2 separate regions of the Homo sapiens genome follow, and region 2 is linked to region 1. Evidence: read pairs that join two places in POLR2A ChIA-PET (ENCODE). Cell type or tissue: B cell. All regions are shown on one strand. Links, peaks and the distances in the headings refer to the core of each region. The heading gives the core; the rest is flanking DNA. Region 1 has its middle 54 kb from the start of SLFN11. Region 2 has its middle 12 kb from the start of SLFN13.

Region 1 (2,922 bases), core at 298-2,797:
CGAGACCATCCTGGCTAACACAGTAAAACGCCATCTCTACTAAAAATACAAAAAATTAGCAAGGCGTGGTGGCGGGTGCCTGTAGTCCCAGCTTCTCAGGAGGCTGAGGCAGGAGAATGGTGTGAACCCAGGAGGTAGAGCTTGCAGTGAGCCGAGATCGCGCCACTGCACTCCAGCCTGGGTGACAGAGCGAGACTCCATCTCAAAAATAAATGAATAAATAAATAAATAAATAAATAAACCAACTGTTCCTTTTGTTATCTTTTTTATTTCTTTTTTTTTAAAGTCTCAATTTTATTTATTTCTTCTCTGATGTTTATTATTTATTGGTTTTTGCCTCCAATTCCTGACTCACAGACAGCATCTCTGGACCTGCCTGGGGAAACTTGCTGCCCTGAAGGAAAGGATACAAACCTGGCTGCCATTGCCACCCGCTGATTGTATAGTCTTAGAGCCTTGAGTGATCATAGATGGTAGCCAGATTGTAGTTATTGTGGGCATTGGGCAAGACCCAGTGCTATGCTGGCTGCAGGTATGATCCAGCACAGTCTCAGTGGTGGTGGCCTCAGGGGTGCTTGTATCACCACACCCCCAGTTCCAGGTGGCTCACCACAGACAGAAAGACTCCATTTATTTAAGAGAAAGTAAGGGAAAAGGACAAGAGTCTCTGCTTGGTAATCTACAGACTTTTTCCAGACCTTATCCAAGACCACCAAGGTGGTACCTCTACAAGTCTACAAAAGCCACAGCATTGTTGGGCTTGGGGCCCAAGTCCCTTTGAATACCTGGAAATGCTTAACAAGAATGGGAACAAATAAGCCCAAACTATGAAGACTACAATAAATACCTCTCTTCAATTCCCAGACACTGATGAACATCCACAAGCATCAAGATCATCCAGGAAAACATGACCACACCAAACAACTAAATAAGTCACCAGGGACCAATCCTGGAGAAACAGATATATGTGGTTAATATAGTTTGGACATATGTCCCTACCCAAATCTCATGAAATGTAATCCCCAATGTTGGAGGTAGGGCCTGGTTGCTGGTGATTGGATCATGGGAGCAGATTTCTCATGAATGACAGCACCATCCCTGTTGGTACTGTCCTTGTGATAGTGAGTTTTTGTGTGGAAGCAGGTTTGGAACTGGGTAACAGGCAGGTATTGGAAGAGCTTTGAGGGTTCAGAAGAAGACAAGAAGATGAGGGAAAATTTGGAGGCTCTTAGATATTGGTTAAATGGTTTTGACTGAAATGCAGATAGTGATATGGACAATGAACTCCAGGCTGAGGAGTTCTCAAATGGAAATAAGGAACTTATTGGGAAATGGATTCCCTGAACTTCAAGAGAGACATGCTGGGCTTATTAGGCTTATTTGTAATGTTAGAATTATACAGGAAGTGGCTGGGCACAGTGGCTCACACCAGTAATCCGAGCACTTTGGGAGGCCAAGGCGGGCAGATCACCTGAGGTTGGGAGTTCGAGACCAGCCTGACAAATATGGAGAAACCCCATCTCTAGTAAAAATACAAGATTAGCCAGTGTGGTGGCACATGCCTGTAATCCCAGCTACTCAGGAGGCTGAGACAGGAGGATTGTTTGAACTCAGGAGGCAGAGGTTGCAGTGAGCTGAGAACGTGCCATTGCACTCCAGCCTGGGCAACAAGAGTGAAACTCTGTCTCAAAAAAAAAAAAAAAAAAAAAAGAATTATACCGGAAGCATTGTCAAATCTGAGGTGGTGTTAAGCTTCCTTTGGGTTATATTTATATAAATGTGTCGTTAATATGTGTTCCAGGATTATATGAAATTCCTAAAATTCTAATGTGTCTTAATATATGTTGTCAGTAATGTATGATTATTATGTTAAAATAATAAATAACCTAATTTCCTGGTCAACTGTGTCTTTATGTCTGTCTTAAGACTTTTGTCATCCACAATTGATGTTTGGCTTTGATCCTTCTCAAAAAAAAAAGTGAGTTATAATCAGCTACAGTTCAAGAATTACTTCTTTGGAGGGGTTCATGAAAAGAACTCTTAAATGCAAGTTTCTGATAACTTTGGAGATCGTGCCATTGGATTAGAGAGAAAACTTCCAGGGCACCAATTCAAAGGCTGACGTGCTTGTAAAGACTGCCAACCCAATATGAGGTAGAGTAGGAGTAGGAACAGGAGTTAGCAGGACTGAAACTTCCCTATCCTATTACCAGTGCTTATACAAGGATTTTATGGAAGGCTTGGATGAAGTTGAAAGCATTCCTCCTGAGAACTGGAACAAAACAATGATGCCTATTGTCTCCATTTCTATTCAACATAGTACTCAAAATCTATGACAAGAGGACAAATAAGGGGAAACAGAAAAACAAGAGAAAGAAATAAAGGGCATCCAAATCTGTAAAGAGGAAATCAAACTGTCACTGTTTACTGATGATATGATTGTATACCTAGAAAACCCTAAAGACTCATTTAGAAGCTCCTAGATCTTATAAATGAATTCAGTAAAGTTTCAGGATACAAAGTCAATGTATGTAAATCTGTAGCACTGCTGCACACCAAGCTGAGAATCAAATCAAGAACTCAACCCCCTTTAAAACAGTTGCAAAAAAAAAAAAAAAGTTAAGTACTTAGGAATATACCTAACCAAAGAGGTGAAAGATCTCTACAAGGAAAACTATAAAACACTGCTGAAAGTAATCATCGATGATGCAAACAAACGGAAACACATTCCATGCTCATGGATGGGTATCATTCAATATTATGAAAATGATTATGTTGCCTAAAGCAATCTACAGATTCAATGCAATTCTCATCAAAATACCATCATTGTCCTTCACAGAACTAGAAAAAACAATCCTAAAATTCATATGAAATCAAAAAAGAGCACGCATAGCCAAAGCAAGACTAAGCAAGAAGAACAAA
Region 2 (2,922 bases), core at 184-2,683, 140 kb before region 1:
GAAAAAGGCATATCATGTAGGGCCAGGTATGGTGGCTCACACCTGTAATTCCAGCACTCTGGGAGGCCAAGGTGGTGGATCAGTTGAGGCCAAGAGTTCAAGACCAGACTGGCCAACATGGTGAAACCCCCCCATCTCTACTAAAAATACAAAAATTAGGTGGACTTGGTGGTGGGTGCCTGTAATCTCAGCTACTTGGGAGGCTGAGGTGGGAGGATCACTTGAACCTGGGATGCTGAGACTGCAGTGAGCCAAGATTGTGCCACTGCACTCCAGCCTGGGTGACAGAGCAAGGCTTCGTCTAAAAAAAAAAAAAAAAAAAAAAAAAGACATATTATGCAAACAAAAGAGAGCAGGTGCGGCTATACAAATATCAGATAAAGTAAAGAAAATTACCAGAGACGCATAGGGATATTATATTAATGATGAAAAGATCAGTTAACCAGGAAGATATGGCCATCTACATGTATGTATATCAAACAACAGAGCTGCAAAATATGTGACACAAAAAGTGATAGCACTGAAAGGAGAAGTAGACTTCACAATTGTAGTTAGGGACGTCATCACCCTTGTACCTCGTAGTACAAGTAGACCAAAAAATCTATAAGGCAGATTTGAGAGCAGCCTGCACAACACAGCAAGACCCCATTCTTAAAAAAAATTTCTGGGGGGGCATGTTGGTGCATGCCTGTAGTTCTAGCTACTTGAGAGGCTGAAGTGGGAGGCTTGCTTGAGTCCAGGAAATGAGGTTGCAGTGAACTATGATCATGCCACTGCACTCCAGCCTCAGTGACAGAGCGAGACCCCGTCTTAAAGAAAATCTGCAAGGGTATAGAAGAACTTAACACCACCAGTCAACATGTTACTCAACAACAGCAAAACATATATTCTTCTCAAATGCCTATGGAACATATACCAAGATAGACCAGAACCTGAGCCATAAAACAAACCTAAACAAATGTTAAAGAATTGAAATTATACTCAGAGTGTGTTCTATGACCAAAATGGAACCAAACTACAAATCAATGGCAGAAAGGTAACAGGAAAATTTCCAAACACTTAGAAAGTTAAAACGTACTTCTAAGTAATCCATAGGACAAAGAGGTTGTCTCAGGGTAAATTTTAAAAATGCAGTCGAGTGAAAATGAAAACATATCAAAATTCGTGAGACATAGATAATGAGAGTGAGGAGATTCAGTGATGAGTAAAATTTAAGTGCACATATTAGTGTGGTAGGCTAAATTATGGCCTTCTCCGAGTAGCGCGCCAGGCCGCCACTTCCCGCGGGCGGTGCTGCCAAGGCAGGCCACCTGCGCGGGGCAGTCAGAGTCCCCCTACTTGAGCGGGTTGTGGCGGAGAGCGGGGCAGGGATTGGCTGGAGTGTGGCAGCCCAGCGGGGCGGGGGCGGGGGCGGGGCCGGCCTCTGGCTCCCTCTTCCTCCGCAGGTGGCTGGAGGCCGCAGAGCAATACAGTTCGCTCACCTCTCGCCGGCCGCGTCTCCTTCCGGCTCTCCTCGCGTCACCGGAGCTGCGGCGTTCGCCAAGAACTACCTGGAGGCATCCTCCCTGCCCAGCGGCGATTGCGGCCGCCCCAGGGCGCGGCCCAGAGGAAACTGGGTGACGGTGGTGCTCGGTGTGCAGTGGGGCGACGAAGGCAAAGGGGAGGTGGCGGATCTACTGGCGCAGGACCCCATGTGCCGCTGCCAGGGAGGAAATAATGCTGGCCATACAGTTGTTGTGCATTCTGTGGAGTATGATTTTCATCTCTTACCCAGTGGAATAATTATTCCAAATGTTACTGCATTCAATGGAAATGGTGTGGTAATTCATCTACCTGGATTGTTTGAAGAAGCAGAGAAAAATGTTCAAAAAGGAAAAGGACTAGAAGGCTGGGAAAAAGGCTTATTTTATCTGACAGAGCTCATATTGTATTTGATTTTCATCAAGCCGCTGATGGTGTCCAGGAACAACAGAGACAAGAACAAGCAGGAAAAAATTTGGGTACAACAAAAAAGGGCATTGGCCCAGTTTATTCTTCCAAAGCTGCTCGGAGTGGACTTAGGATGTGCGATCTTGTTTCTGACCTTGTTGGCTTCTCTGAGATGTTTAAAGTTCCAGCTAAACAATACAAATCTATACATCCCACTTTGGAAATAGACATTGAAGGTGAATTACAAAATCTCAAGGAAATTGGAGAATTATTACAAACAAAGGGTAGAGAGTTTGGTGTAACTATTGGAAGGAAAAGAAGATGTGGCTGGTTGGACCTCGTTTTGCTCAAATATGCTCATATTATCAATGGATTTACTGCGCTGGAAGTTACCAAGTTGAATATTTTGGACATGTTTATGGAAATCAAAGTTGGAGTTGCTTACAAGTTAGATGGTCAAATCATACCTCATATTCCAGCAAATCAAGAAGTCTTAAAGTTGAAGTTCAATATAAGACTCCATGAGAATGGAACACAGACATATCAAATGCAAGGGCATTTAAAGAACTACCTGTTAATGCACAAAACTATGTTCGATTTATTGAAGATGAGCTTCAAATTCCAGTTAAATGGATTGGTGTTGGTAAATCCAGAGTCTATGATTCAACTCTTCGAATGATTGACAGTAAAGCAAGAAACACTCCTTGAGAGGGAGGGGAAAAGACTTTCTTAAATACTTCAATTAAGACCTACAAATTCAAGAATAAATAAATTGAAGTGAGTTTTAGGCCCTACGGTTGTTTCCAGTCTTTTCAGATGGATACCTATTGTGGAGATTAACTTTGGCATATTCCAGTGTCAGCTTTCCTTAGCTGGCATAATTTGTTGCTCCTGCTGCTCTCATGGTGCCACTTTTTTTTTTAATGTTTAGTAATAATATAATTCATGTTTGAAATCTAAAGTAGAATTACTTTTAATGTAGTTTTTCTTCAT

What was found. Peaks named below come from ENCODE experiments on the same cell type or tissue, not always from the same donor. Only the 100,000 strongest peaks of a DNase experiment are listed, where the experiment ranks them.
Region 2: POLR2A ChIA-PET joins it to region 1 with 10 read pairs; 6 of 35 experiments call an interaction of 5 or more read pairs at or near these places.

What each region holds. Positions count from the first base shown.
Region 1 is chr17:35,317,858-35,320,779 of GRCh38, reverse strand. No RefSeq gene overlaps it. Among named protein-coding and RNA genes, the nearest start is that of SLFN11, 54 kb to the left of the region's middle. In B cell, for the core only: no CTCF peak of the experiment used is centred there; no DNase peak of the experiment used is centred there.
Region 2 is chr17:35,459,160-35,462,081 of GRCh38, reverse strand. It overlaps the pseudogene LOC100420061. Among named protein-coding and RNA genes, the nearest start is that of SLFN13, 12 kb to the right of the region's middle. RefSeq lists a silencer at 1,323-1,552. In B cell, for the core only: no CTCF peak of the experiment used is centred there; a DNase peak (open chromatin) is centred at 1,481; H3K4me3 peaks cover 1,227 bases; H3K27ac peaks cover 701 bases.